Regions from separate parts of the Homo sapiens genome. Here region 2 is linked to region 1. The links are chromatin loops, found by intact Hi-C in ENCODE. Cell type or tissue: heart left ventricle. All regions are shown on one strand. Links, peaks and the distances in the headings refer to the core of each region. The heading gives the core; the rest is flanking DNA. Region 1 overlaps PIWIL4-AS1 (PIWIL4 antisense RNA 1). Region 2 has its middle 12 kb from the start of PIWIL4-AS1.

Region 1 (16,478 bases), core at 4,726-12,725:
CCAAAGTTCTATGGGGATATGGTCACCCCGCCCCACCGCTGGGAAGAAAGCTGTTTTGGCTTTATTCACTTCCCCCAGGATGCCCAGGAACTAGCGTGGATGTTTCCCAAGCAGTTTTCAACTTGGCCTTGAAGCCATTGCTGCAGGCTGGCCGGCCCAAGGAGCAATCCTCCACTACTCCTCCCCACCACCAGCAGAGTCTTCCTCATCCTGCACTAGCAATTCCTCTCAAAGAAAGTGCTTTTCCAAGAGACAGGTAAATGGCCTTGAAGTGCTTACCCTTCATCTCTCTCCCTCTTGTTCTGTTTCTCTCCTGGCATTTCAGAGAGCTTTTCAGAAGGCCTGTGTGCATGTGGCATTTCAGTTCCGTGGCTCAGTGCACAGTGTGGTTTGACAGCTTACCTGAGGCAATTTAACCCTCCATGTTGCTCCATAACCTGCAGGTGTTCCAGGCTCAGCCCAGAGACACAGTCCTCAGCTCAGTGCAGACCCTCATCCCTGAGTCCATGGCACTACACAGCTCCTGCGAAGCTGTTCATGTAGACTTTAATGTGAGTGATGCCTCTCAGGGTTGACAATGCACAACCTGTGCAGCTGTCCATGACAGCACTGCTCACTGTTTCTTAACCATGTGTTTTTATGGTTACTATCAGAGCTCAGAATCTGACCTGTTGAACTGACCAAGCCTTTAGAGCCTGGTAATTCAACAGCCTTAATAGAGCAAGCACAGGCTTTGCATCAGCCTGACCTACGTGCTAATCCCGGAACCAGGCTAAGAAACCTAGGCAATTTCTTTTTGCTTGTGTGGAAATAATACTTACTATATGGGGTTGTTGTGAGGACAAAATTTCAAACATGGAGCTTATGTTACAAATAAAGAGAGTGAAGCCACTGAGGTTGAGGGCTGGCTTGAACATAGTGTTCTGACACCAAGTGGCATGTGATAGGTACTCAATAAATGCTTGATCAATTGAGGAAGCACATCAATAACAGGCCCTCGGGTGGTGATTCTGTGGGAATTTTATTTTACTTGTGTAATTGTGAATGTTTTCCAAATTCCCCACCATGAGTGTGAATTACTTTTATAATCAGAAGTTCAATAAGCATTATTAAATAAATGCAAGCAAAAAAGCAAGAGACACTAGTAACAGGCAGAGATGAATCTGACAGTATGAATTACTTATGAATTAGGAAACTGGAAGTGATTTGGAATCCTCCTTTGTTGCACTTTGGAACAAGTTCCTATTAGTTTCCCTCCACATGGCTATTTCTTGCCCCAAAGGAGTCCACAGTCTAGAGGAGGAAAGCCTGAAAAATCAATCTGTGTGATAAAGGGAGTCATTGTGAAAGCTACAGGGACAGAGGAAAGGCTGCCACCTGGCCTGGAAGGCTAGGGGCTGGTAGGTTAGAAAAGGCCCCACAGAGGCATGGACAATTAAGCCAAGCTGTGACTCATGACCAGGAGTTATCCTAGTGAAGGAGGGGCAGGTTACTGTGGGGTCAGCATGGCACATGCAGTGGCAGGGAGCTTGGCTGTTTGAACTGGACAAGTCATTAACCTCTCTTGGCCTCAACATTCTCTTCTGTAAAATGAAAGGGTTGGACCAGTTCTCTGGTTCTCAATCCTGATTACAAGTTACAATGATCTGGGGCATTTAAAAAAAAAAAACACCAAAGCCCAAGCCCCACCTTGTATCAATCAAATCAGAAGCACTAGGGGTGGGATCTAGGTGTTGGTATTTTTAAAGGGCTCCATGTGGTTATAACGTACAGCCAGAATTGTGGACCACTGGACTAGAAGTTTGCTAAGTTGCTTTCTGACTGTTCCTCTGACAGCATGTTTTGAGGTTGAGATAAACATCTTTAACTTTTTCACTAATGCAAATTTATCATTATAAAATAATGCTAAATTATTTAAATTATTTATTATAAAATAAACCAAAAGTAAATTGATTTCTTTAAGCCATTTACAATTAATGTGAGAGTGGTAGAAGAAAACAACAATGACAAAAGGATTAGAAGAGCAAGACAGAAATCTTGTTTCTATATGGAAGTTAACTGCTAGTCAGTTATTATATGAAAAGAAGATGGAAACCTGCTCACTCAGGAACATTCACCCCAAACTGCTCACTTCAAGGTTACATAGGTCTTCCACCAGGACCAGGGACTCGGCAGTTCATTGATCAAATGTAGAGACATAAGCCATAGTCTCCATCACAGTAACCAGGCCTGCCTCAAATGTGCACATGGATAGCTAACTGGTTATGTTAGTTTACTAGGGCTGCTGTAACAAAGTCCCACAAACTGAGTGGTTAAACACAGAATTTGTTCTCTCTTGCTTCTGGAGGCAGAAGTCTAGAATCAAGGTCTAAAAGCAAATCTAAAAGCAAGGCTGTGCTCTCTAGAATGGCTCTAGCAGAGGATCAGTTCCGTGCTTTCTCTTAGCTTCCAGTGTAGCCAGCGAGGCTTGGCATCCCTTGGCTTGTGGACACTTCACTCCCATCTCTGCCTCTGTCACCACATGGTGTTTCCCCCATGTGTCTTCACATTGTCTTCCTTCTGTGTATATCGGAGTTTGTGTCTCTTCTCTTCTTATAAGGACGCCAGTCATATTTGATTAGGACCCACCCTAATGACCTCATCTTAACTTAATTACATCTGCAAAGATCTTATTTCCAATATGGTCACGCTTACAGGTACTGAGGGTTAGGTCTCAACATATCTTTTTGGAGGGCATACCTCAATTCATAACTCTGGCCTACTTAAGCAATTTGGTGAAGGCCTTGGGCAGTTCAGAAAATCATCAAAGGAATTGTTGACCTGAAATACCTGATCTTTGAATTGACCAATGAAGCAAGATGATGAACTGACTAGGCACATTTTCAGTTTTCATAGCTGATAGGGTGATTATTTTTATTTATTTACTTTTTAAAAGTTCTCTTAAAAATTATTTCAATAGCTTTGGGGGTACAAGTGGTTTTTTGCAAGAGTGATTAAAGAACAAGAATGCAACAATGATAACAGAAATCTGACCCAGCTTGGTATGTGAAAAATCCAGACTTCCAAGGTGGAAAAATTATAGGAGGATTATTTCCCATATTTACATATTTACTCCCATTATTACAGAGGAGTGCTTTGATTTATGAAAATGTTTTTCTGCTTAGTCATAGACCAATATTTAGACATCACTTTATACTTTATACATCATTTTCATATATATCCAGATAATCTTCTCAATAACCCTATGAGTTAGATACCATGAACCCGTTTTACGGAAGGGGTGAGGAGGCTCCTTAGAAATGGGAGAACTGGGGCTCTGCACAGCCCAGCACACAGCAGGAGCTCTCTTTGCCCCCCAAACCCCCTCTCAGGGTCCTTTGAAGAGTAAGCTCTCCTCATGCATTCTACATTCATGAATTTAGGGAATGTTGATCTGCAGCTTTTTGGGGAAGATATTTACTGTGTAAAACAAAACTTACCTCTGCTTGTGGCCAACTCTAAAGCACTATAAAGAAAAATTGGGTTATTTTTAAGAAAAGAGAAAAGGGCTTAGAAATTTTTACTCAGATCTTGATGAATTTAGTCTTCCATCAATAGTCTTGGTGACAGACAATATCTGTTGTCACCACCACCTAATGCTGTTCCCTCGGGTCCCCAGGCAATTACTGACTCCTCCCACTATTTAAAGCAGCAGACTGGTGATTTTCTATTGACATTCGAAAGTAAAATTGGCATGAGGTCAGTTTGTTTTCTCTGACTAATTTGGAAAGATGTCACATTTGAAAAAAAATTTCATTAAGAATGAGCTTTCCATTTGGGAAACCAGTATCACAAAAGAGCCTGTGACAATGATGCTGTTCTTAAATTATTTCTCACATTTTCTTGCACCTTACTCACTTCAGTGAAGGTATTCATAACACATATGATAGAAGTCCAGAATCATATACATGCTTTAAGGACCAGACTTCACGACATCCTGCTGTAATGTTAGACAAATACTTTTTGAGTATCCAATGTCTCCTAGGTGGGAGACACACAGTAAATAAAACAGAGCAAAATCCTTGCTGTCTTTAGAAGAGAAGAGAGACGATAAGCCTACTAAATAAATAATATATGATATATCAGTAGGCAAGGATGTGGGGTGCAAAAATCACATAGGACCTTATAAGTTGATGTAAGGACTTTGGCTTCTACTCTGAGAAATATGGCGATTTTTAACAATGGAGGTCTTAAGAGGTTTTTGAACAAAGAAGTGACATGATCTATGTTTTGAAAGCACCACTTTGACTGCTGTTTTGAGAATAGACAGTAGGGTTTGTGGGTTTGTGGGTTTGTGGCAAGTGTTGAAAAAAAGAAAATGAATTAGGATGTGCTTGTATAGTCCAGGAGAGACATGAGGTTTATTTGATCTAGGGTAGCAATGGTGAAAAGTGGCTATATTCTACAGAGATGTTGAAGTTAGAGCTAACAGAATTTCCTGGAAGATTGGATGTGAAGCATAAGGGAAAGAAAGGAGTTAAGGAAGACTCCAGGGTTTTTGTCTAAGCAACTGGAAGGATAGAGTTGTCATCAACTAAGCTGTACAAAGCTGAAAATGAGGTTTGAAGGAGAAGATAGAACGTTGGAGACATTTCACATTTGAGACGTCTATTAGATCATCTACATGGATATTGCTGTTTGGAGTTCACGGACATTGTCAGCATATAGGGAAAAATTAAGCCTGGAGACTGGGATAAGACATCATCAAAGAAGAATATAGAGACAGAGAGTAGACCAAGGGAGGCCCTAAGTACTCTGGCATGTAGAGGCTGGAGAGATAAGGAAGAACCAGCAAAGGGGACCGAGAAAGAGACTCCAGTGAGGCGGGAGGAGAACCAGGCAACCACGGTGGCCCAGAAACACAAAAGAAAGAAATGGGATCCACTCTGCCCAAAGACGTGGAGTCTGTGGATTGCTTTTCAAGTTTAGTGATGGGAGGCCATAGAAGAATAGGTTTTCAACATTTAGGGCTGTGCCTAAAGATCTGTGTCCAGAAAATTTGTCATGAGACCATCAAGAATTCCTGAATTTGCAAATTCTTCTCTAACAATTTTCCCCACTGTTTAATTTATTCAAAACCATTTAAAAGCTAAGAGTAATCACATTTTAAAAATGTCTTCATAGTCTTTATCCCTTTTCACCAACTTCCGAAATCACCAGTGCTACTTGAGTTCTCTTATTCTCTATTTCATTCTGTCAGGTTAGAATCTGTGTTTGAGTCCTAACTTCACTTGCTAGCTGTATAAATGTGGGAAAATTTCATCTCTTAAGTGTCAATTTCCTTACCTCTAAAAATGGGAATTGTAATAAGCACTCATAGCAATTTTGTGGGGGTTAAATGAGAAGATATTTGTGCAGCGTTAATTAGGTAACATTGTAGGGGTAAACCAAGTGTTTCATCCCTCCATGAGATTGCTGCCCACATGACCACAAGCACAGAGGACAAATCACACTGAGAGGCAGATGCTGGATGGTTGACTAAGTTCCCTCAACAACTATTGACCACTTCCTAGAAACCTACCTCCCAGCAGATGTAATCCAAACTGGAGTCCTACAAAATTACCAAATTTTTATATGTAATGGATGTTCCATTTGCTTGATAATATTTGGAATTTAAACCTGCAAATGCTAATAAGGGCCAACTACATTGGTTATAGTGAGTGCATGAAGGAGCAGGTAGGGAAAGGAGGGGTGTAGTAATTAATTCTGCTTGAGTAGGTCTTCCCAGAAGACCCTTAGATTTAGTCTTGATGACTTAAGAAAGAAAAATAAAACTAAAAAAAAGTATTCCAGGTCAAGGGAACAGTGTGTACAAATGTACAGTCTTTAAAGAACATGTTCTTTATAGGTAAACAGTTCAGTAGGACCAGAGTCAAGGGTCACAGGGTCAGGGGAGGGAGTCGGGGAGTGGGTAATGAGCACAGAATTGAAGCTGGAGAAGGCAGGGATCACATCAGTGAGGTCCCATGGGTTGTGCTAAGCGGGTGAATATTTTCCTGAATGGAAGTGACTACAGTCTCTGAATGGCTTTATGTAGGAAGTGGCATGGCCAGGTTTATATTTTAGTGCTATTGCTTGGACAGCCAAATGGAAGACAGTCTAGAGAGGAGAGAACAGTGGGACGAAAGGCTGCTGACATCATATCCAGTTCCTTCTGTTTGACACATTTCATTTCTCTCCAATCTCCAGAGATATTATGCAAATATTCTTCTATTATATACTTTAAAAAATTATCAGTTCAAATGTTATCACTCTATTATCTATCATATTGTTTATGTTCTTCACAGACAACCCTGAAATTATCCTAAGGGATTTCCTTTGCCTTCTTCATTAGTATTCCAGTGATATCTCCAAGAGTTCTAAATAATGGTTGCAACTTCTCCAAACTCAGCAACTCCAATCTGGAGTAGTAGATGCCACGATGGATACCTCCCCCCTACCAGCCCCCATCTTCTGCCTATCACTGGGGATCCCTGGGTGAGCACAGGCCATATGAGCTGAGTACTAGATTAAAGATCTTCCAATTAAGCCTTGCCCATACTCTGAACCCCAAGAAGTGTCCTTTTGGGGGACCTTGATTTTCCCTCTGGTATAACTAAGACCCTCAAAAGGACTCTCCTTGGGATTCAGAGTATAATAATTTTGAGATAATTCCTCCTAAAATGAGCTTGTGTGATGTAAACAGCAGCCATTTTGGAGTTTGTGTGCCGGCTCAGAGGTCTGCCCTACTTTCTGGCACCTTCTTTTGGTTCTTGAGAGGCAAAGCTGCTTCTCCCCACCTGCTCCTGCTGCCTCTTCCTCAGCACACAGCTGCTGAGAGCAAACATTCACTGTCCTTGGCCTAATAAATGACTTGAGTCTCTCGACCTTCTATTGAAAGTCAACTCACTTCATTCACACCCCAGCATTCTTCCTATCAAATCTCATGCATGTTCTAGTTCACTTGTAATTAGCAAAATGTACGACCTTCTCCAGAGACCCCCACAGCCTGTTTACAGTCTCCTCCCAGAGGCCTCTCAGAAGCTGGCAATGTTGTTAGTAGCCACTTCTCACACACTTAAACTTGCTGAGATTTCAAGCTTCTCAAGACTCCTTTCTCCCAAGAATTTCAATATTTGGTTTCCTTTGAATATCTTATGGAAGTGCTACCTTGATTACTTTTCCAGTTCCCAGAACCTTCCACAATTACGTGGAGTAATAGAATCACCAAACTGACTTCTAGCAGTCCTTGTGTCTTTTCTGCCTCTGGGCGGGACAATAAAGGCACAAAGTATTTTTCCAAGAACAATAGGACACAATACCTGGCAAGGCACAAAACGTGTATGCGCATGGCTGAGAATGGCCTGGGAACCCATACAACATAAGCAATTAATAGAGACAGGCACACAGTCTTCTCTGGGGATCTGGGGCTGAGCCAAGGAGGAACTGCTGCACAATTAGTGCATTTCCAGGTACGTTTTTTTTTTTTTAGGAGGGAATAAGACAAAGTTTTTTTCTTTGTCTTTCTCAGAATACTGTATCTGAAAATACAGAAAAAGATTATAGATAAAGACCAACTTCTGGCTAATACTAAGACTAGCCAATTCATCTTGATATTTGCCTTAAGTTCTTACTAATGATCCTAGAAAAATAAGATGTAGTTGACAACAAATACAGCAAAGTTAACATCATTAAAAACAGGATATTTGTAAATTTTCAAGTATGTGATTAGTAGCTGGCCTTATTGAGCCAAGGTTTGGCGCTAACCAGAGCGAGAGACCGAGGAGCTGAACATAACCAGGCTTTCTCGCTGGGCACTCAGACTGTCTTGCTCTTTAAATATCTAAAGCTCTTGATAAAGCACATAGAATTTATCCCCATTCAAGTATAAACAAATAGCAACAACCTAAAATATGTATCTGTTTTTGAACAAGGATCAAAACTAGCTAAAAGTAGACTCACTGAATAATGGCAAGGGGGAATTTGGGACAGTGTGTCCCATGCACTGCAAATCAAAAATAAATCATGAAAAGTTGCCCGTGGCTCTCTCCTGCTGTGAGCCAGGTAAGGTGAGGACTGTTTAGAGTTCCAACCGCTTATGATTCCCTGAACACTGTTTCACACTTCCCTCATCCTTCTGTTGAACCCTACTGTTCTCACCTCAGACCCACCTCAGACATTTCCCTCCCTGTCTCCCTGCACAGTTAATCAGGCACCCCTCCTCTGTGTGACCTCTGATCCTAGAATACATCTCTACTGCTGTACTCTGCACGCTATTTCATAATTTGCTTGTTCACATGCCTGCTCCCTCCATTAGCCCACAAGCTCTTTAACAGGAGTTTGGACCCTGCAAGACTGGTACAGGGTAAATGTTCAGAAAATACCTGTGATCTTTAATGGAATCAAAAATTGGTAGTGTCACTGGTAGAAGGTGTCCAGGTTCTTGGCGCCTCAAACAAAGAATTGGACAAAACACTCAAACAGAACGAGGAAAGCAAAAGCGGGAATTTATTGAGAATAAAAGTACACGCCACAGTGTGGGAGCGACCCGAGTGTAGACGCTCAAGAGCCCCACTTACGGAATTTTCTGGAGTTTCAATACTCTAGAGGTTTCCCATTGGTTACTTGGCGAATGTTCTATGTAAATGAGGAGAACGAAGTGCAGTCAGAGTCATTGACTCGGAATGCGCCCTACTGTAAATGGAGAGGATGTTACTTGGTGTGTGATCTATGTAAATGGAGAGGATGAAAGTGAAGTTACAAAGTGGAAATAGCATTAATGGAGAGGAAGAAGTTACAAAGCCATTCACATTCCTGTCATTGCTGAGGAGCTTTCATTTAATTCAGTTCTAGGAAGTCAGCGTGGATTGGCCTCAAGTACCCTGCCTGCATGCCCTATTCTCTTGCCTCATCTCCCCCGTGAAAGCTGTGATCCCCATAAATCTTTATGGGAAGCAGAGGGACCAATGGTCTTTCTTCTGTAACTGCTTCCTGCTGACTTGGGGTGTAGTCCCTACCTATTGGGGATCACACAACTTTCACCCTGCTCTGTTTAGTGAAGGTAGGGAAGATCCTTGATGGCCTGGGGTGGTGTCTTCACCTGGAGTGGCTGGCACCCTTGTCACACAGCTCGATGATCTCTAGGTGAGAGGAAATACTTTAGGTTAAAAGATTTAATGGGAACCTTGGGGTGGATACTTATGCCATCAGGAATATTTGTCATAGAAATGTATTTTTTAAATTCTGTTTAATTATTACAAAGGAAGTGATTTTTATCTATTTGGAAGAAGGCAATTAAACTGCAAAGATAAAAATGGCTACTATTTTCCAGCCCACAGTAACTATGCAACAAAGACACCAAAGAAAGTTGGTAGGCATTTACTTATCTTTTGGCTATCTTTTAAACAGGTACTTCAGGTCCTCCACTGGTTCACAGGTGTACTGGCTGATGGGAACTTCAGGTTCCTGGTCTGGAGCTTCTGGTATTGATGGTTTGATCCTTGAAAGATGTATCCAGCTATCTAATACTAGTACTTTGACCACAGAAGACGTGGCCAGTATTACTGAAAAAAGTCCCTTCTATTGGGGTTGTAATTGTTGGGCAGGTGATCCCTCATTCCATGTTTTAACAAGTACCCTATCTCCTGGCCTGATTTTGGGTTGCTGGTTAGTTCCAAGTGTGAGGAGCCTTTGAATTCCAAACTCTTGTAAACCCGCTGGAATTGTTCTGGGTTGACTAGGTATTTAATTACACCAACTCTTTCTGGGTCAATAATTAAATCATTAGTTAAGAATGGCCTTCTGTATAACATTTTATATGGGCTTCTGTTAATTTTTGAGCTAGGGGTATTACAAATTCTTAAAAGGGCTGTGAGCAATAAGCTAACCCAAGTTTCTGATGTTTCCTGACATAGTTTAGCTAGTGCTTATTTTAGAGTTTGGTTAACCCTTTCCACTTTTCCAGAGGATTGGGGCCTCCAGGCTGAATGTAAATAGTATTTTATTCCAAGAGCCTTAGCAACCCCTTGAGTTATTTGGGAGATAAAGGATTAGCCATTATCACTTTGGAGACCCTGAGGTAACCCAAACTGGGGAATTATTTCTTTTAAGAGGACCTTAGAACCTCATTAGCCTTTTCTGGGGTAACCTTTGACCCAACCTAAAAGTATCTATTAGTATTAACAAAAGCTTGTATCCTCTGCAAGCTGGCATATGGATGACGTCTAACTGCCAGTCTTCCCCTGGATAAGTTCCCCTCCTTTGGACTGGTTTTATTAGAGGGGGCATTTTGATGCCTGGATTGTTAAATGCACACAGTGAGCAGGCTTGACAGACCTGCTTAGCCATTGAAGCTGAGTTAAACCCAGTAAAGAACTTGTTTACCATGGCCAGAGCCGCATCCCTCCCCACATGGAAAGAGTCATGCAGGGCTTTTATAACTCTCCACTGGGCTGCCTGAGGGAGATATATTTTTGGCTCCATATGCCACCAGGATCCTTGTTTTTGTCTCCCTTGCTTTTTTTATTAGCTGTTCTTCCTGTGGTGTGTATTTGGGTTCTACTGGGGAATTGTAGAAAGGAAGCAGTGCTAGGATCTGTTGGGATTGCACGCTGAGGGCTTTTGCTTTGGCTTCCGTCAGCCTTTCCATTCCCTTGTGCTATAGGGGTTAAGTCCCTTTGATGCCCCCTACAATGAATGATAGCTATGGCCTTTGGCAGGTGTATTGCCTTCAATAGCTGCAGAATTTCAGGTCCATGCTCTATAGGGGAGTGCTTGCTAGTAAGTAATCCCCTTTCTTTCCTGATGGCGGTATGAGCATGAACCACAAGGAATGCATATTTAGAATCTGTATAGATGTTAAGTTTTTTCCCTTGTCCCAACATTAATGCTTGAGTAAGATCAATGATTTTAGCCTTTTGTGCTGATGTGCCAGGGGGCACTGGCTGGGCTTCAATAATTGTGTCATGATTTACTGCTGCATATCCAGCTCTGTGCTCCCCATTCGACAAAGAACTACTGCCGTCTGTGAGCCGGTCAGCTTCAGAATCTGGGAGAGCCTCATCTTTTAAATCAGGCTGGCTAACATATGTATGTGCAATGACCTGCTCACAGGAATGATCAATTATTGGGCCTGTGGGCAGCAATGAAGCTGGATTTAAAGTGTTGCAGGTTTTAAGAGTTATATCTGGATTGTCTAGGAGCATGGGCTGGTATTTAGTTAACATTTCCCCTGTCATCCAGATGTGTCCCTTTATTTCTAAGACTAACTTTACCTGATGGAGCGTTAGAACTTCCAGTGGTTGCCCTAGGGTGATTTTAGTGGCTTCCTCCACTAACAGCAGTGGCTGCTATTGCCCGCAGGCAACTTGGCCATCCTGAGGCCACTCCGTCCAACTTTTTTGAGAAGTAGGCGGTTGGTCTGGGTTCTGATCCTAATTTCTGGGCTAGCACTCCCACAGCTATGCCCCTCTTCTCTGCTACATACAAGGAGAAGGCCTTAATTAGGTCTGGGATACCAAGAGCAGGAGCCTGGGTGAGAACCTGTTTTAACTTGGCAAAGGCTTTCCTCATTTCCGGGGTCCATTCCATTAGCTCATTTTCAGGCCCCCTTGTTGCTTCATATAGGGGCTTTGCTATGAGCCCAAAATTTGGTACTCATATTCTCCAAAGCCCGGCCATCCCCAAAAAGGAACAAAGCTGCTGCTTGGAGGTGGGTCAGGGTGGGGGCTGGGGGTGGTGCACGCGGCCAAACCACATATAGCTTGCACTCCTTCTGGGGATATTTGCCGGGTTCCGGGTGTTAAGACATATCCTAAATAGTGGACCCATTGGAGGGTAATCTGAGCCTTCTTTTTGGACACTTTGTATCCTCTGTCTGCCAGGAAATTCAAAGTTTTTATAGTATTTTGGTCAGAAACCTCCTAGGTTGGGCTACACACAAGGTCATCCCCATACTGAAGAATACCTCCATTTTCTAACTTGAAATCCCTCAGATCCCGCTCTAATGCTCAGGCAAAGAAGTGGGGGCTATCCCGAAAGCCCTGAGGAAGCACTGTCCAAGTGTATTGTTTTTATCTGGTATTAGGATTTTCCCATTCGAAAGCAAAAAGGTACTGGGGGGCTCGGGGCCAGAGGAATGGAGAAGAAAGGTCTAGGACTGAGAACCATTTTGCATGCCCTGGCACCTGAGCCAGGAGGGCATATGGATCTGCCACCAATGGGTGGACGGGGATAACAGCCTCATTCATTATTCTGAGGTTCTGTACTAGCTGGTATTCCCCCCAGGCTTGAGAACAGGTAAGATGGGGGTATTGCAGGGAGAATTGCAGGGTTTTAAGAGTCCATGGGTAAGTAATATCTCAACTATGGGAGCTAGACCTTTGCTTGCTTCCTGTTCAACTGGGTATTGTTTTCCATTGGGAAAATGGCTGGGGTCTTTAAGCTGTATTTTGACTGGCACTGCTGTTTTAGCCTTCCCTGGGTTTCCAGTATACCATGCCAGTGGGTTAACCTGTTTATTGACATGGTCTGGGACATTGCCTTATTTCTTACTATTAGCAGTTTCACCTGCTAATATTGCTTAAATTGCAGTAGTGTCACTATTTTCACCATAATATCTCTTTCCCACAGGGGAATTGGGCAGCTTGGTACTACTAAAAATTCCTGTTGGAAGATTTGTTTCTCAAATTGACAAACCAAAGGAGGAGTAAGAATCTTGTTTGTGGCTTCCCTTCCATCCAATATCACTCATGGACCGGGAGGAAAGTTTTCCTGCATAAGCAGTTGTACAGAATAATTCACCTTGGTATCACATAAAAACTGAATTTGGGTGGCCATGATGTCCAGAGTTACCCAGGGTTCCTCAGTAGTAATTACAATGTTCCTAGACGGGGCAGTGAGGAAGGCCCCAGGCCCCTTCAGTCTTCATCTGATTCCTCCTTGTGCACTGCCAGAGTTTTGACTGACTGAGCCCCTTGGTGGGAGCAGGGACAGTCAATTCTCCAGGGCCAGGAGCCACAACTGGTGCTTTTACATTGACGGCAGGGGACTGGCGGGGGCTTAGTGGATTCCTGTGCCCAATCGCACTTTTATTGCATTTGAAGCAAGAGCCTTTGCTGGCATTATCCTTATGGCCCTTTGAGTTTCCCTTGGACAATCTTTGTGCATTTAGGGCATCACCAGTGATGGCTAACATAATTTTGGCTTGCCGTTTTTCTTTACTCTGTTTCCCTTCTCCTTCCTCCAGGTCACGATTGTTATACACCATGAAGGCAGTACCAAGAAGCTGATTTTGGTTAGTTTGTGGCCCCATGTGTAGCTTTTGGAGCTTACGTCTAATGTCTGGTGTGGATTGGCTAATGAAACGTTGTGCCATTAATAACTTGCCTTCAGGAGAGGAAGGGACCAAATTAGTATATATTTTTTAAAGGCTTCCCGCAGCCTGCCGTAAAACACAGCTGGGTTTTCCTCCCTGCCTTGTGTAATCTGCCTTACTTTATCATAATTTACTGCCTTAGTTATTCCCTTTCTCATTCCTCCAAGAGCCTCAAGAAATTTAGCCCAGTTGTTCCTTCCTGCGGGGGTGTCTTGGTCTCAATTAGGATGCGTAGTGGGAACTGTGGCTGGGCCTGGGTGACTGCCTTTACGGTTTTGGGTGAATAATTCGTCCACTTCTCGGAGGGCAGCCTCAAAGATTCGTTCCTTTTCCGAGGAGGTGCAACAGGTTGCTAGAGTGAATTGAACGTCTCTCCATGAGAGATCAAAGGCTAAGGTCAAAGTTTGGAACCCATCTGCAAACTTCCCGGAATCCTCAGAATAGCTTCCTAGCTTTTCCTTACATTGTTGTATATCAATCATAGAGAAGGGGACCCACACTAGGATTGGCCCCTCAGCCCCTGCTATTTCTCTGAGAGTAGCAGGGCTGGATAGAGAGTTGAATACAGTGTTCCCCTCCAAGTGTGAGGGGGACTTAGTAGGGTTCCCCATGTTTGCCCCTGGGTTTCAGCCTCAGGAGCACTTGGTGAGGGGTTATATGGGGACAGTCACTGCTCACTCTGAGAGACAGGTATCCCTTGTAAAAGGGGGTTCATCTATAATATCTAGTTCTGCCCCAGAACTTTCCTTCGGGGGATGGGTTCTGGGAGTTTCCTAGATTCTTAGGTCTTCGTATAGGGTCATGTAGGCCTGTATATGTGGGACTTCTGACCATTTGCCCTGCCTCTTGTAAAATAGGTCTAGATACAGGATGGTATCATAATTAAGGCTACCATTGACTGCCCATTGTTCCGGATTGGGCAGCTCATAATTGTGTCAAACAATATTGCAGTAAAAAATCATATGCCTTTTCTTTAGATTGTTAGGGTCAAATTCATCCCAATGGTGGAGGATGTAGCCAAGCGGTGAATCGGGTGGAATAGATAGGAAGTTGTCCACAGTGACACCAGGTAGAATAGACAGGAAGTTGCCCATAGTGGTCTGGAAAAGAGAAGAGGACTTTGAAAAGTGGAGGGTTTATTAGGTGACCCAAATTTTACCCGGGGCATTCCCCTGGAAAAATTCTGGGCCCAGCACGGGGTCCCTGAGGGCTTCCCCCTTAAGGGTCTGACTTAGTCTGTTGCACATCTCCAACCTTAGATGGGTGCCGGCACCACTTTGGAATGGTTCCCTCCTCCACTGAGGACCTACTGTTAACTTTTCCTTGAGGATTTTCTATCCCAGTTAAAGCAACCCTTTAACTCTATAAATTTGGGCAGTAAACCTACACGTCAGTTCCTGCATAAATCCCCTTTGTTAATTTCCCTAATTCTCACAATTTATGACATATCTGAACCCTCTATCTTGTCCTTAGACAGCTGAATGGAGGAAGGGAAGAATTTGGCATGAGGAAAGAAGGTTTAAGTTGTCTGAAACATGTGTGAGTTCACCCTGGATGAGCTGCCACAGCAATTGCGTCACATGTTGGGATGAGGAACTCTAACCGGAGAGATAGAAAAAAGTCCTTCCCCCTTCTGGGCAGGGCAGCCATCCCTTTTCGTTTCTTGGCCTTCAGAAGGCACCCGAGAGTGGCCCCGGCCAGCTGTCCTCAATTAACCGGGAGCTACTAGGAGTAGCTGAAAGACCGAAACAGGAAAAAGAAAAATAACTCAGTAAAAGGGAGAAAGGAATAGGACTCAGAAAAACAAAACCAAGGAAAAGGACTCAGGTTGCCCACCCAGCCGGGTGGTGGTGGTCAGATGCGTCACATGGAAACCTGTAGGTTTCACCAGAGAGTGGCCCTGGCTGGAAACTTGCAGTTGTCTCTATGTTTAGGCGCTGATCACGGAGGGTCCCAAGTTGGAAAGGAAAAAGAGAGAGAAAAAGGTTTCCCTGTATGTAAAAGGGGAAAGAAAAATAAATCCCAAACTTTGGGCCTACCTTGTCTCCAGGCTGGCTCGCCAAAATATATGTTACCAGTAGAAGGTGTTCAGGTTCTTGGCATCTCAAATGAAGAAGTTGACAAAATGCACAAATGAGGCAAGGAAAGCAAAAGCAGGGATTTATTGAGAATAAAAGTACACGCCACAGTGTGGGAACAGCCCAATCATAGAGGCTCAAGAGCCCGGCTTACAGAATTTTCTGGGGTTTTAATGCTCTAGAGGTTTCCCGTTGGTCACTTGGTGAATATTCTATGTAAATGAAGTGAATAAAGTGAAGTCACAGAGTCATTTACTCAGAATGTGCCCTACTGTAAATGGAGAGGATGTTAGTTGGTGTGTGATCTATGTAAATGGAGAGGATGAAAGTGAAGTTACAAAGTGGAAATGGTATGAATGGAGAGGATGAAGGGAATTTACAAAACCATTCACATTCCTGTCATTGCTAAGGTGCTTTCATTTGATTTAGTAAAGTCAGTGTGGATTGGCTTTATGTTCCCTGCCTCCAGGCCCTAGTCTCCTGCCTCAGTAGAGCCCTCAAATCTCTCAGGGTGGGTCTACTCAGGCTAAGTTTGTCTGAAAACTATTTCTCAAGCTGATTTTTTGGTTGTTTTTGAAAACTCATTGAGTTATTTATTTTATTTATTTATATATTTATTTTTTGAGACACAGTCTTGCTCTGTCACCCAGGCTGGAGTGCAGTGGCACAATCTCGGCTCATTGCAACCTCCACCTCCTGGGTTTAAGCAATTCTCCTGCCTCAGCCTCCCGAGTAGCTGGAATTACAGATCCCCACCACCATGCCTGGCTAATTTTTGTATTTTTAGTAGAGACAGGGTTTTACCATGTTGGCCAGGCTGGTCTCGAACTTCTGATCTCAGGTGATCCACCTGCCTTGGCCTCCAAAAGTGCTGGGATTACAGGCATGAGCCACCATGCCTGGCCGAGTTATTTATTTTAGAATAGGATAAATGACTCCTGCTTTGCAGATAAATATCAGAGCAGTAATCGCACACAGCCTGAAGCTGCCATATTTTATTCTGACCT
Region 2 (16,478 bases), core at 3,356-11,355, 96 kb before region 1:
CCTGTTCCCCCAAAACCATCAAAAAAAATTATTGATTACATTGATAATCCACATACTCTGCTAGATGCTCAAATACCCTGGTATGGGCTTTGTCTTACTAAAACATATAAAGAAGTCTACAATTACAAACTAGCCTATGTGCAATGAAAAAAAGGAGCAGACTAGGACTGCAATAACAGAGGGGTTAACAATTAGGGAGAAAGTGGTCATTTAGAGAGGATGAAAGGGGAAGCCTTCTCCAAGGAGATATGTAAGTAAAGACCTAAAAGACAGGAAGGTTTGGCCACATAAAGGAGGCAGGAAGAGCATTCCAGGCCAAGCCAATATCATGTGCAAAGATCTTGTGGCAGAAAAATTCTCAGAAAGTTCCAGGAACTTAAAGGAGGCAAAGGAAGTATAGTCCCTGCAGGTACCCTGTGCTGAGGATGCAGGGATGGCCCAGGAAAGCTCTTTAGGAATGTTACTTGTCTCCTTTACCTGGGTGTCTGGGAATGGCCCCTTTCTATTCAACCTATGTGATGTAAGGTATATACAATAGGGGTTTCAAATTAAATAGAGGAGAGAAAGAGAAATCAGAAAATGGCCAGTTTGGGATAAACAACAATAAAAAGATTAAATGGAAACAACCTGAAAGTAAACTCCACAGTCTATGTATTTGATTACAATATCTACCCAAAAGATGCAGCCTCTTTAGAGCTTTAACTGAGTCCTGTTGAAAACAGGAGAAGACTCAGAATCTTCAGTGCCATTAGGGCAGTAGTTCTTAAACTTTAGCTGTATCAGTATCACCTGAAGGGCTTGCTAAAACACAGATTGCAGGGCCCCGCTCCAGAGTTTCTGATTTGGTAGGCCTGGATGGGGCCCAAGAATTTGCATTGGCAACAAATTATCTGATTGTGCTGATGCTGCTTGTCCATGGACCACACTTTGAGAACCACTGGTTTAGGATATTTGAGGGCCTATATTTCTATGCATTCAGAATTTCAACCTAAATAAGGAAACAGGCACATGATATTGTACAAGAAGAAAGATCATAATCCAGTTTTCTATGTTGAACTGGCACATATGGAGTGTCTCCTCTGAACCAGATGATTTCATTCATTATCTCATTCCATCAGTATGGCAGATATTATTACCCATGTGTTACCCATGTGGACTGGAGGCTAGGCGAGGTCCTGTGAATTACCTGAGATCACATGGCTAATAAGTGACAGAGCCAAGATTCAAGATTCAAGTCTGGTTTTTGCAGAGCTCTTGCCCTTTTTTTTTTTTTTTTTGCACCTAAAAGATGAAAAACTTCACTCTGCGTCAAGGTATCTGGAAAATGAAGCTGCATTTGGGGCACATTATAGATGAGGAATGATCCATATATGGTGAGCAGAAAACTCAACTATAGAATTATTTCTTAGCTAGTACCAGATACTCCAAACTACAAATGCTTAAGTAAAAGTAAAATATGATTTGCCATACTAAAAGTCTAGAAGTGAAATATGACAGAATTTAAACCAGCAGATATAAATGCAGCACCTATGTGTATATTTTTAAAAAATCAAATATTGAGGAAAAAAATCAAATATTGAGAAAAGCTCTGGCCTTAAACACATCTCACCTGAAATCCAACCAGAAAGCCAGTCCATGATTTTAGCAAATTTTAATTCATTGTATGAAAAAAAAATTATGAATGCTAGGTGAATCCAGTGACAAAAAGGGCACTTTTTTGGTTAAAACTACAAAAGAAACTTGTTTTCTGAGAACATTAAGGAAAACATTTTAAGTCATTTTCAAAATGTCTAATTGATATGATCTTCAGAAAAAAACATATCTAATCCGTATAGAAATTCATCTTGAAATAAGAATGAGGCAGAGTGTTTTTTTTAAAGTGTTATGTATATATATGCCCTTCAGGTCAGTGTAACATGACTGTGATCATCTTACAAACAAAACTCAAAATCAATTCAGAGAGCAGCGTGGCCTTGGAGACCACCCACAGTCAACACAGTTGTACATACTGGGCTTTGCTGTCAAGTTAAGGAGTGAGCAAATGAGTTCAGTATCAAAGGTCATGTTTTCACAGTCATTCAAATTATATCCCAAAAATTTCTTGTATTCTCTACTTTTTGACTTTTCTTTCAAAGAACTGATTGCAGAGTATACGGAAATCCTGCTATACTTTATGTACTACTTTAGGTGGGGTATAATTTCTTTTTAATTTATCATTGCTTAAAAATCTTCAAAATAGCTTAGTGAGGCTCATGACAGTGCTGGCCACATGGAGATGTAGCCTTTTGTTGCCTTTAAACACTGTCACGCCATCTATGACTATCCCATTGGTCTGAAGTGTACTGGCAAACTAAGCATCCTGTAAGACAAGCTAAAGCTTGCTTTTTGCCAATCAGTTGAACGTCCTGCATCTCTTCACTGATGCACTTTCTCTAGGCATTGATAGTCAAAAGCACAAAGCATTTATTACGCATTCAATCATGTAGCTAAACAAAACACTGAAGTCTCCTGAAGCCATTTAAACCAGCCGTTCCAAAACCTCCTGCCACCACTTTGATCTGTTAGTACCATCAAAAACTTTCCCAACTATAAATGAAATAATAAATGGTAGTGCTGCTCTCCAGACATTAGGCACTGCTCCATATCTTTGAACATTTGATTTTTTAGCTAATAACTGTGTCAAAAGCCTCAAAAAACCCTGAAATTAATTTGAAATTAATTAAATGAAATTAACAGAGCCAAGATTCAAGTCTGTTTTTGCAGAACTCTTGCCTTTTTTGTTTTTTTGAGATGGAGTCTCACTCTATTGCCCAGGCTGGAGTGCAATGGCACAGTCTTGGCTCACTGCAACTTCTGCCTCCCTGGTTCAAGTTATTCTCCTGTCTTATCCTTCCAAGTAGCTGGGATTGCAGGCATGCGCCACCATGCTCAGCTAATTTTTGTATTTTTGGTAGAGACGGGGTTTCACCATGTTGGTCAGGCTGGTCTTGAACTCCTGACCTCAGGTGATCCATCTGCCTCAGCCTACCAAAGTGCTGGGATTACAGGTGTGAGAAGCTCTTGCTCTTAACTACTATTTTATGTTGCCTCCCATCTCATGGGTACAAGAAAGATGTTTCTTGACTCCAGACCTTACTTCCCGACTGGAAAGCACTCTGAGGCCTGCCCCATTGTGGTTAGTGATGAATCTAGACAGTTTTCACAGACTCCTGGGGACTCTTAGTGGCCTGAATTTGCTACTAAGCTGTTCCCTTTTCTTATAGGAGACAGTAAGATCTATTTATTAAGCCTCCATGTAAGCATTATTCTCAGCATGTTACAGGCACTCTCTCTTTTTAAACCACCAGAGGTGGTTTCCTCTCTGTGGGAAGCAGTTACAGATTTTAAAACACAGACTTAGCAGCCAGATGGGCCTGGAATCACCCCTCCTCTGCCACTTAGTAGTCCTATGATATTGGCTGAACGACTTAACTTCTGTAAAGCCGTTTTTCCTCATTTCATAAGCGGTGGTTACAATAGTATCCACCTCACAGGACTGTGAGAAATTCATGAGTAAATTACATGTAAAGCTCTTAGTCCAGTGCTTAACTTGCAGCAGGTGTTCTAGAAATATTAACTATTATTAACCTGTTAGCCATTTTCTTACCAAATATGGTCATTTTCGTGGAGTTTTAATTATTGCTGTGCTAGACTGTGCTAGACACATAGTTTCTTTTTGTTTATATTTCCTGAGTTTTGGGCAGATCCAGGAAACATGAATAATTATCATCTTGATTTGAGCTCCCCATCCCCCCACCCCAACAAATAGGAAAAATATTTCAAGATACCAAAATAGACAAAACAGAAAAAAAAAAATGGGCTAGGTTAGGTATTTTAGGTAAATTAGTAATTATAACTATACCCAAATGAATATTAATTAACTGATTGATATAAACTCAGGCAGGGGAGTTGAAATCAAGAGGTCTAATGGTCCCACAATGCCACGTATTGGCCAAGTTATATGTGAGGTGATGTGCTCATGTCTCAGTGCCAAATTTTAAGTGAAATGTTTCTCAGCTAGAAAGCACTCAGAAGGTGTTGAGCAGGATGGGAGTGGATGGGGAAACTCGGCCATATCTAGTGTAGAAAAGAGAAGATTAAGACATAATAATAATGACAACCTTCAAATATTTCAAAATCTTTTAGAAAGAAATGAGGAATAGACTTATTCTGTATTTGCTCTGTAACACTATATAGCAATAATGTTTTTCAAACAGTAGTTGGTCACCCAATTGTGGGTCATGAAATCAGTTTAACGGGGTCCTGACCCGCATTTTAAATAAATGAAATAGAATATAATAGGAAATACCAGATGCAGCCGAATAAGAGTAATAGCTATTCCATGAAATTCTGTTTAATTATATTTATATTTGTATTTGTGTTTGTGGGTCTAAACATAAAATATATCCTTATGTTGGGTCATAATAATGATACAGGAGGAGGGCAGGGAAGTGCTGGGTAGAGAAGGGCGGGGTCCCTGGCAAGGGCTCCATCCTCGGGCCTGTGCCCACAAACCTAAATGAGGACAGGCATTTCTGTTTTTGCACCCAAAAAGCTGCTTTTGGCCTGCCACGCCCCCCATCCTGTGCCCATAAAAACCCGAGACCCTAGCGGGCACAGACACAAGCGGCTGGACGTTGAGAGGAGCAGAAGAGCACACCACCAGACACCATCCAACACTGCAGGCCATCGACAGCGGAATTTGGTTGGGGGCAGTCAGAGGAGAGTCTGGCTGCTGAGCAGCCTGACTCCAGCGGAAGGTCACATTCCAACTCCATCCCCTTTCTGGTTTCCCGTCCACCTCATTCAGAGCTACCTCCACCACTCAATAAAACCTTGCACCCATCCTCCAAGCCCACGTGTGATCCAATTTTTCTGGTACAATAGGGCAAGAACTCAGGATACAGAAAGCCCTCTGTCCTTGGGATAAGGCAGAGGGTCTAACTGAGCTGATGAACACAAGCGGCCTGCAGACAGCAAAACTGAAAGAGCACACTGTAACACACACCCACTGGGGCTTCGGGAGCTGTAAACAGTCAACCCTAGATGCTGCCGTGGGCTTGGAGCCCAAAAACGCTCCCCACAACCTGCCTGTCTGCATGCGGCCTCTAGGAGTTTGAGCAGCGAGGCACTGAAGAAGCGAGCCACGCCCCTGTCGCAGGCCCTGTGACGGGGATATGGGAACTCCTCCCATTTCAGTAAAATAAATGTTGGAAAGCTCTAGAAGGCAAAACATGGACAACTGTGTGTAAGAAACAGTAAGTCAGGTTTCAGCTCTCTATAAAGAAATCGTTATAATAATGATCACTGTGTAACAATAGACCAGGTTTTCTCAGGAAGCAGGAGCTCCTCCCCCACTCATACAACACCTGCTCAGAAGATGTTCTAGCAGAGGCTGAGTGATGGTGCATTAAGGAGGACGGCATTGGGTATTCCCTCCTATGAGGACACTAAGATGCTCTGACTCTCCAAAATGGAGTCGATCAGACATGAGCTTCTGCTAAAAGAAAGAATGGAAGAAAATCAAAACCTTAACATTCAGACCCCAGAAGCCATATAACCAGTCCAGGAGTAGGCAGTCTTCTGTGTTTATATATTGAGCACAGTGAAGCACGCATCAAATCCCTGAAGTTGTTCAGGATTTCTACTGTAGGAAGGGTTAATTTCAAGCATCCATTTTCTAACTGAGGTGATAAAATAATATGCATAGCAGCAATCAAGTCTCATCGATGTAAGCACCTAAATGGAGTCAAGTGGCAACTGAATACCTGGTGACATGGAACTGAGTCACCATTTATCACACCTACTAAGAGCAAGCCAAAATCCAATGCAAAGAGCAGAGCATCCCCAGATGTTGCTCCCACACCTAGGGCTGCCAGATGAAACACCAGTTGGATCTGAATTCAAATTATCTGTTTATCTGAAGATAAACAACAAAATATTTTAGTATTATGTGTCCAAAATATTGTAGTGGACATACTTATACTAAAAAAAATATTCACTGTTTATCTGAAATTCAAATTTGACTGGGTCTCCTGTGTTTTATTTCCTAAGTCTGGCAAATACCAACCTACCTACACTAGGTTATATCCCTAAAATTCCTTTAGTGGAGCCCTTAGTCTCTCATTTGGTAAACAGTGTGGAATGTCAGCTATAAGAAGCTGATAGTAGTAAAAAGCAATACTGATAAGGATGGAAAAAGGAGTGAAATGCAAGTGAGCATGGTGTAACAGCTTTGTCCCACTGAATACTACTGAGCCAAATTTAAGGACCTCTTAAGAGTAAGCAAAACAGACACTGTGAGGCATGAGGGTGTGGACAGCATTTGAGGAAGGAGATAACAAGGTTACAGTCCCACTTCGGAGCGTTCCCATGCTAAATCTGGGTTTGTATGGGAGAGAAGATTCAGCTTCATTCTTCTGCACTTTATTATTCAGCATTTGGTCACAGGGACCCCAGAGGAAGAGCTCACAATGGCTGCCGCCAGCTGTTCTGAGGCATACATGATGCCGTTCGGGTCACACTGTGATGGATGGATCTCATCTGGAAAGCCAGCCTGGCCTCTCCTTGACCTCCATGACTGAGTCGGGTTCCTCTTCTCTGGGGTCCCATGTCCCCCTTGCAGTCACCATATAATAACAACAATAATTGAAATTGCTCATAGAGTGCCAAATATGTGCTGGGCACTCTACATATATTATCTCACTTAACCCCTTCCAATAACCCTATGAAGTAGATATTTGCCTTCCCATATCACAGATGAGGAAACTGAAGTCCACAGGGGTTAGATCACTTGCCCAAGGTCATGCAGCCCATCAGTGCCCACTGGCCTGAAGGAGCTAGAACTCCACGTTGTAAATGTTCCTGTTAATAGATCTTTCTTCCCAATTAAGTTACCAGTTCTTTGAGGGAAGGACTGTGTCTCACTCACCTTCACATGCCTGAGCCTAGCTTGCAGTGTGTGGCAAGTTGTAGGCAGTATTGTGAGTGAGTCAAGCTAAGGTTTTGTAGTTAAACATACCTAGTCACAAATTAGGGTTCTGCCAAGAATCTGTTATTGAGAATCAGGAGTTTGGGTTCTAGTGACTTGCTCTGGAACTGAAGATGGTGGTTAGGAATCCTAGCAATAGAGAAGAACAGGGCTGGGTTTAAGCCCTGGCCCTACCACTTACCAGGTATGATTTGGCAAGTTATTTAACTTGTCTTAGCTTCAGTTCTCCATCTGAAAGATGAGGGAAGTAATAGTACCTGTCTTACAGGATTGTTTTAAGATGACTGACATAATGTTATAATCTAACACATGAAAAGCACTCAATAAATATTAGCTCTTTTTATTATAATGCATTTAATAAAGCTATTTGTAATTTATTTTCTTTTTCTATCTTTTTTCAATGTCAGCAAATGAATTAAGAGAGTAGAAACAAAATGGACTTCAGGGTAAGAAGCCATACTTGAGAGTGACAAGGCAAGGAGGGGAAGACAGGAAAAAAAAAAAAAAAAAAAGCAGGAAAGCAGTAGGATGAGAATAATATTTATTAGATGCTAGTCATTTTCAGGCACTATTCTAAATGATTTAAATGTGCTAATTCTTTTGATCCTAATCACCCGCCTACAAGATGGGAGGGGAACCAGTGGAGGGGGAGGTAGCCGGTGTTCACCTGAAGTTAACCCCCACCACAGCCAGACAGCGACATAAAACTGCCTGCCACACTCCTTAGTTCACAGCAAATACTCAGTCTGGAGTTGCCGTTTGAATTTGAGGGAAAATGACTTTTAGAGCTAGCAGGTAAATATTTTTATAAAAGGAGCCTAAAGTCTAACTCTCTGGCTGACCAACCACAAGAGCAACAATAATGGACATTTATTCATGGTCAACAGACAGTAAACAGCAAACCCTTGGGAGACAGACAAAGGAGCCCTGGCAGGTTTACAGATCCCAGCAGTAGACTATTGTACCCCACCCCACCGGCCCCAAACCCTGTATTTTCCACAGGATTCATTCCAGACCAGGTTTTGTACCCACATGTCCCTTCTGTGTTTTCTTAAGAACCTAAAGTTTCCAAAAGCTATTGACTGTTAGACAGCAACCTGAAAGCAGTCTCAGTGTCCACTCTTCCCAGTAATCTTTTAAAAAATCCCTGAGAAAAGGTTAATAAGTCTTACCATCAGGTGATCAGTAATCTTGTCCACTCTAGATTTGGGGGTACAAAGGTCACAGGGGGAAGAGAATTAAGCAGAAATAAATGTTTATACATATTTGACATTAACATAACCACACATATGTGCCATGGGGATAAATGTTCATAAGCAGGGGTCCTGTAAGGAGTGTATTTCCGCAGGCAGCAGGCAGCAAGAGACAGCAAACCATCCCTGAACATGTTTTCCCCATTTTGCCAAGGAACATTCTTTTTTTATCCCCTTTTATAATCTGACCTATTCCATTTTCTGGCAGAGAGCCCTAGGAAGGCAAGCACTGCCTTTTCTGTCCATATTCCAATATAAGATGGAAAAAGGAGGAGGGAGCAAGAGGAGGTGAGTGGGGGCTGAGGAGGGTGCAACTGACTTAGGAAAACAGAGACAGAAATGGAGGAGGGAAAGAAGAGAGTGAGAAAAGGAGAGAAACTGGAAAGGAGAGGGGGTGAGCAGGAGAGAGAGAGCAAACCATGAATATCAAATTAATTTAATGTGTCCACACTGGGCAAAACTGATTTGAGGAGTGTGAGAGTAATAAAAAACAAACAGGATAAATTCCACAATGATCATCCGGCAAGAATGTGCCCCAGAAACCATAATCATAGTATCCTTGAACAAATCACACTAGTAATTTATACACTCTTTAGACTCCCTTAGTGCTTAACAACTGATGAAATATCGTTTCTGGGGAGTCACGCTTGTGTTTAATTTTCAGGAATGAATGGCCACTCTTCCATTTATTTCTAGTAGAAACATCTTTTTGGCAGGGAAAATGCCCTTCCCATTTTCCTATGTGTGTGTGTGCGTGTGTGCACGTGTGTGTGTGTGTGTGTGTGTGCTGTGTGAATGCATGTGAGCATATATATGTTTTATCCCATTACTCCAGATCTCTTTCCTTGATCTTTTTTTTTTTTTTAGCCAAAGCAGATAACCATTTATCTTCAGAATTTATTGTCATTTTCCCCCTTCCTACTCCATTCTCTCTCCCAACTAGAATACCCTGAAATAAAACTCACTTCCTGAGCAATGTGTAATATCACTTTGCAAACCAATATTAGGGGAGTGGTGATCAATTTTACATTCAAGTTTGAGTCCACCTGCCCTGAATCGTCCTTTTGTATTCTCCTTAGGCTTCTACCGCCTCGCCCCAAATTGTGCTGCTGCAAAGGTTTCGTTTCTTTTAGAAATAGTATCAGCACTATTGGGAAACCAGGGGAGATTTCGTGTCCCAGGGACTCTGCTGCAATACATAGGAATGAATGGATGGAAAGGGCAGAAAGGGCAGGAAATAAATGAAGGAAGCAAAGAGGAGTTTTTATGGTTGTTGTTTCAGATCAATATTCAGATAATATTGATCATTATTTGGTGGTCTAAAAAATAAAAAAAATATATATATATAGTTTTGAGTGCCTACCAGTCATCTTTTGTTCAAGAAATACGTACTGAATATCCATGTATTGTACTGCCTGTCCCTGTGCTGGATACTTTAACATATTTATTCAATTCCCAATACAGTCTCCCTAGGAGGAGACCAACTTGTACATTCTCCTTCCTAGAAAACCGAAACTGGCTCTGGAGCCAGAGATTAGATGTTGAATCTAATCTTTGCCTCTAGCCAAACGACTCTGGGCAGATCCTTTAACCTCTCTGAGCCTCTGTTTCCTCCTTTAGAAAATGAAAATAATTTCATCTGCTTCACTAAGTTGTTCTGAGAATGAAATAAACTAATGTGCCCAACAAGATTAATCATGGAAAAGACTGAGTTACTCAGATTTGGGGAAGTGTAACAACGCTGAACTATTTTGTGATTGTTTTGTTGGAATAGGAGGCCAAACCACACCCCCGTGGTAGGGTGAGGTTTCCTGTGAAGGGAATTGAATTTTCCACTGTCAATCATCCTGAGAAAAAGTTAGCTCTCAGAAGCTGTGTTCAGGGCTTGAGGAGGAGGATGGCAGGATACATAGGCTTCTAAAGGGTGGAGAGATCTAGGGTACATCACGGGAGCAAGGCAGGGGATAGGGACGCCCCTGTCAGTTGGAGGCCAGCTCAAGGCTACGCACACGTAGCCCACCCAATCCCAAAACCTAGGACAGGTGTAGGCTTGTGTCGCAATCAGGAGGACCTGGGCCCACTCAGAGAGTGCACAGGAGAGTAGCATTCTCATCCCTGCAGCCAGGAGAGAGTAGGACCCTGGGAAACCAGTCAGGCTCTCAAGTAAGCAAAGGCCAAGCCTCCAAGTTCTGGTGTGAGTAGGGGCAGCAGCAGCAACAGCCAGTGTCAAGTGGAGAAGAGAGGGCATGGAGCAATTATCACGGTGTTCACGGGTCTCAATATGGTGTTTCTGAATCCCAGCTCCCCTGACAAGACACTAGAGCAGCCAGAACTGACTCTGTGCATGCAAATAAGCACCACCTAAGGATTCCTGGACCATAAAACTGCAGGGTGGCCTTTAAAAAGACTCCATTTCTTAGTAAGATGGGCAGGCAAATGCTTGGAAATTGTTATATTTGGGGGTACCACTGTGGGTAACATGACCCAAGCCATAAGCTGAGTACAATGGTTATATGTATAAAGTACAAAGTGCCTGACACAGTAGGTGAATCTAGCCTGGTTCCTGTCTCCTTTTTCATCCCCATAAAAATGAGAGGGAGGAAACTTTACATTTGTCTTAGAACAGATTTGTTCAAAAGTCTTGAATCTCAACCCATCCTTCTGAAACAGGATAGGGAAGAGGAGATAAGTGACAGTATTATTTAACTTATATGCCAAATCTTTCAGAAAGCTTTGACCATACTTGGAGGTATCAGACAGAAAGACATTTAATGGTGGTTACTACAATCAGGCATTTCTCACATAATGCATTTAATCCTCACCACCATGGGCTGCGGTCAGTACTATTATTATCCCCATTGTATCAGTCAGCGTCCTATCAGGAAATAGATGGTATGTGCAAAAGGAGTGACTGAAGACAGTCTAATGAAGCAACTATTTACAAAAGGGTTAAAGGAAAACAGCAAATGATGATGAAGCACCCTGGGGCTAGTCACTATGAGGAGCTGCTACCATCCCTGTGATGGTTAGTTTTAGGTGTCGACATGACTGAATTCAGGGATACCTAGAGAGATGACAATGCATTATTTCTGGGTGTGTCTGTGAGGGTGTTTCCAGAAGAGGCTGGCATTTGAGTAGGTAGACTGAGTGGGGAAGATCTGCCTTCAATGTGGATAGGCACCATCCAATTGGCCGGGGGCCTGGATGGAACCAAAAGGGCTGAGGAAAGGCAAATCCTTGCTGTCTCTTCAAGAGCTGGGACGCTCTTCTTCTGCCCTTGGACATCAGAACTCCAGGTTGTTTGGGTTTTGAACTCCAGTACTCGCACCAGTGGTTACCCAGGTTCTCAGGCCTTTGGCCTTGGGCTGAGAGTTACATCATCATGTTCCATGGTTCTGAGGATTTCAGACTTGGACTGAGGCTCACCATGGCTTCCATGGTTCCCCAGCTTGCAGACAGCCTGTCACGGGACTTCTCACCCTCCATAATCACAAGAGCAGATTCCCCTAATAAATTCCCTCTCATCCAACTATACCTATATATATCCTATTTGTTCTGTCTCTCTGGAGAACCCTAATGCAACCCATAAGCTGGAAGAGGAAGTTATCAGAATCCAGCAAGACAAGATGCTATAAGAGAAGGCCATTCTATAGTTATGTGCAGCAGAATCACACAGCCATATTGTCCCACAGCTTGATGGGAAGGAAGTAGGTACACTGAGTTCTCTTTCTTACCACCCTCCTGTATCCTGCCAGTGCTTCTTATTGGTCAAATACAACAGGAATCCAGGTGATGCATTCCAAAAGGTAAGTGTTTCAGAGCACAGAGAAGAGTGATAAAGGATGGTAAGTGGGTCTGGAAAAGCATCAGAAAATAGTACATGATTTTAAAGTTTAGGAAAAGAAGATACAGATTAAGTAACTTGTCTATGGTCATAAAGCAAGTAAGAGGTGGAGCTAAAATTCATCACTCAGTATGGCTTGATACCCATGCTCTTAACCACTAAGATGTGCTTCCTATAACTTGTTAGGAAGATTGCTAGTCATCCAGCATCTCTTTCTCCCTGTACCCTACCCAGCTATTCTCTGATAATAGACTCCATCCTATCCCCACCCAGTTTTCCCAGTCTTCCTGGAACTGCGGGTAGCCACGTGACTAAAGTTCAGGCCAATGGAATATAAGTGAACACCATTAGATGTGTGCAGCTTTCAGGTTGTGCCCACCACTTTCCTTCTCCCTCGTCTATGGACTAGAATGCGGATGTGATAGTAGAAGCTGAAACAGTCACCTTGAACCACTGCATGGAAATTACTTTTGAGGATATAGTGCACCCTGAAGCCACCAGATCAGCACTGGACTGTTCATGCTCTAAGTTAAAAAGAAATAAACTTACATATTGTTTAAGTAACTGTCATTTTGGCCTTTGTTATAGCAGCCCAACCTATATCCTAAATAATACCAAGACCAAGCACCCACATGGCCCAAATGAGGCTCAGTCATAATGGTTTGAGCAATAAGAGAAATACGACTGGTATAGTCAGCTAGTGATCACCAATGTGTGTCTTCTCCTCTTTTTCCTGGCATATAACTAGACTACATTTTTCCACCCCACCCCATTCCATCTGGGTGAGGCTGTAAGACTAGTTCTTACCCTTGGAAAATGAGGAGAAGTGAGTATTTTGCCTCCAGGCTGAGGCAATCAAGGGTGAACATTCTTGCTCACCTGATTCACTTACCTGACAAATGGATGCAAACATCACTGAAAGAATCTGAGCCCCTAGAAGATGGTAAAGCCAGGAAACGGAAGAAGCCAGGGTCCTTAATGACACATGAAGCACAGCCCTCTGACAACTCTACATTTGACCATTGCACAAGCACGAAACGCAGTCTTCCTTGTGTTAAGCCACTGACACTGGGGTTTAGCCTATCCTGACTAAGGCATAAACACTGTGATCCAGAGCTGCAATCTCATCCCATATTTTTGGAGGACAAGGGGGTAGGAGGAGACTGGGAAATATTTAAGTTATTATTTTAAAGAAGTTATACAAATGTCATAATTTGTCCTAATAAGACCCAGCATACATCCTGCCTGAATGAGGAAGGCCAGAATAGCACAAGAAAACACTTTCTCCTTGCATATTGGCCCTCAGGGGAGTTAGCCCTGGTGGCTCCCAAGAATGCTATTCTCATGACACACTCCTCTCCTGGCACTCATAGGCCAGTTCACCAGGTCTGAGCAGAGACAGCACCAACTGAGCTCCTTGAGGCATGCCAGAGGGTCAAGCAACCCCAAAGGGCAACAAATTATGAAAGGTTAAGAAAACAAGGAACCAGTTTGCTTGTGGGTGGTGAGAGTGAGCTCCCCCACCTATTCTTTCTAAAGTCCAGATTTTCTAAAATAAGCACATACTGCTTTTATACTAAAAAACTAAAGTTTAAAAATTGGACTTTCAAAACTTCAAGTTTTAAGAAAGATAAAAAATAAGCTGGATAAGCCCCAGGAATAAACATAGGAGATAGAGGTCACAGAAGAAAGGATCCAGTCCTCAAGGCACTGTTACAACAAGCAGAAAGGCCAGTCTTAGAGATATACAACTGAAAAGATAAAGTGTCTCACGGGTCACACCCTCACTCCGTCATTCAACAAATATTTACTGAAGATTAACTTGTGCTGGGCACTGTGCTGGCTGCTAGATTTACAAAGAAGAATAAGGTGGCCACAGTGTAGCGCAGTTGTTCACAATCTTAGCTGCACATTGAAATCACTTGAGATGTGATTAAACCCAAGCAAACAAACAAAAAAACACAATAACATTGATGCTTGGGTCCACATGCCAGAGATGTGGATGTAATCATTCAGGATTGGGAACTGGTCTCAGGACTTATAAAAGCTCCTCCTGATTCTAATGTGCAGCCAAAATGGAAAACCACCAGGAGGACATGACACATGGGATTAGGGTTGAAGGCTAGATAGGAGCAAGCCAGGGGAGAAAGGGAGAAGGGGGAAGAGGGGCATCCAGGTGGAGGAAACCAAGCTGAATGTAGAGGATTGCCCCATAGTTCCATACAACTAGAATGTCATAGTGGGTATGAGTGATGCAGGTTATGGCGTTCCTCCTATGTCAAACCAAATATCTATCCTCCAGGTAGAGGAGAGTCAGTCAAGGTTATTCACAGGGCAGACATGGTCACATCTGGGTTCATCCAACTCTCCACACATCCTTTCTAACCCTCTCAGATGACCGTAACTTCTAGCTATGCATGGAACTACCGAAAGGCTATGGAAAGGTGTGGGCTTTGCCTCCTCAGAAAATGGTACCACCATCTCAAGAAAGAAAGCATATTTCTTGACACTCCATCATGACACTTCAATACAGCATTCATCCAGAGACACACCCCTTTCTCTACTGCCTTTTAAAAAATCCCCTTTTTGGTGACTTAATTTTATTATATGATCTTGCTGCAACACTGAGAATCAATCCCCCAAGGAGCCAATAGTTATTCATTTGCAGACTGATATAAAAATTCAAAGGTGGAATGGACTATCAATCATGAGGCAAAAAAGTAGTGGAACTATCACCAAAACCTCAGATGGAAAACCATTCCACATGTGGCTCCAGGGACGAATCACTAAATAATTCCACTGACCTAATCACCATTCCTGACTACCTCCTTTTGGAGACTAGGTAAGTTGTAGAGAAGCTTCCAGAAATAAAAACCGCTTGATTAGTAGGTGGGATAACTGGTAAAAGCTATTTTATCCTTCAATCTTGGGAAATAAGTATGTTTTAAATGAATAATAATAATAAAACAATAAAATAAAAGCACTTCCTGAATTCCAAGCACATTCAATACATGGACTTTACATACACCATTTACCATATCCACGCAAGGTCCCAGTTGAGTTGATTAAATAACTGAGGCTTAAAGCAGCTTAATCACCTGCCCAAGGTCACAAGAAACTGCAAGAGAATTCAAACTAAATTTTTAGGACTTCTGTGATGACACAACATAATAAAAAATATACATATATTTGGTTTTCATCCCTGGTTCTCAGCACAGAGCTCCTAAAACCCTTGAAATTTCCTGAGTGATAGAGGTGATAGGAGCATCTTTTTTTTATTCATAATAAATACCTTTTAACCATACCTGAGTTTATGCTAATGAGATAACTGGTGGCTGAAAGTCCTTAGCTTCAGGTTGGGGGCTGGTTGTGGGAAGAACCAACCATATTATTAAAAGGTTGGAATTCAATTAGAACACTTGGACACAGAGTGGGGAACATCACACACTGGGTCCTGTCGTGGGGTGGGGGGATGGGGGAGGGATAGCATTATGTCATAATGTCATAATGTATGGGGGATGGGGGAGGGATAGCATTGTGTCATAATGTAAATGACGAGTTAATGGGTGCAGCAAACCAACATGGTACATGTATACCTATGTAACAAACCTGCATGTTGTGCACATGTACCCTAGAACTTAAAGTATAAAAAAAAAAGTTTGTTAGCAGGTCAAGGAAAATAAAGATCAAGAGCCAAGGAAGGCATTCCCTGGGATAAAGATAATAAATTTCAACAAATCAACACTAAAAGTAACTTTATAATATTGATTTAAAAATTTAAAAAACCATATTTCTTCAATGCTAAGGTGTCATCTTTTCACATTTTAATATCATAGATATAATAGCTAACATTCATCTTGCACTTACTTTGTACCAGGTTCTGTTATGTGTGCTTTACATGTGCTGACTCATAGAATATGGGATATTTCATGGAGTGAAAAATTTCATCTTTTGCTCTCTGAAAAGTTGTTATTAAACCAATGTTACAAATTTAAACTCCATGACTGTTTAGAATCCAGGAACCATTGTAGGTGCAGAAATAAATAGTGCTTACAGATATACATTAACAAAAATTACATTGAGGAAAAAAAAAGTTGGAATTTCCAGCCCACCGACCTATTCTCCCCACTTCCCCACCTACTACCCCTCCACCCTGCCACACACATACCTGACCTCTGGGGAGGGGAAAGGGACTGGGGATTGAGTTAATCACCCATGGCCAATGATTCAATCAATCATGCCTAATGGAACATCCATAAAAACCCTAAATGAGGAGGTATGGAGAGTTTCTGACTTAGTGAACCTATCCATGTGCCAGGAGGGTGGTGCACCCCAACTCTAAAAGGACAGA

Evidence for each region. A loop is a pair of places that touch in the nucleus more often than their neighbours do. Peaks named below come from ENCODE experiments on the same cell type or tissue, not always from the same donor. Only the 100,000 strongest peaks of a DNase experiment are listed, where the experiment ranks them.
Region 2: it touches region 1 in a loop (2.4-fold over the local background); 3 of 110 quality-filtered maps call a loop at or near these places.

What each region holds. Positions count from the first base shown.
Region 1 is chr11:94,649,492-94,665,969 of GRCh38, reverse strand. The region is part of intron 4 of PIWIL4-AS1 (PIWIL4 antisense RNA 1); the gene reads left to right. It overlaps LINC02700 (long intergenic non-protein coding RNA 2700), which reads right to left. Exons shown (of 6, transcript NR_187352.1): 5 at 15,433-15,496; 6 at 8,502-14,493. Among named protein-coding and RNA genes, the nearest start is that of LINC02700, 20 kb to the right of the region's middle. RefSeq lists enhancers at 8,605-9,541, 15,622-16,197. In heart left ventricle, for the core only: no CTCF peak of the experiment used is centred there; no DNase peak of the experiment used is centred there; H3K27ac peaks cover 858 bases.
Region 2 is chr11:94,744,371-94,760,848 of GRCh38, reverse strand. It overlaps a transcript of AMOTL1 not described here. Among named protein-coding and RNA genes, the nearest start is that of PIWIL4-AS1, 12 kb to the right of the region's middle. RefSeq lists a silencer at 9,712-10,006. In heart left ventricle, for the core only: no CTCF peak of the experiment used is centred there; no DNase peak of the experiment used is centred there; H3K4me3 peaks cover 579 bases; H3K27ac peaks cover 1,595 bases.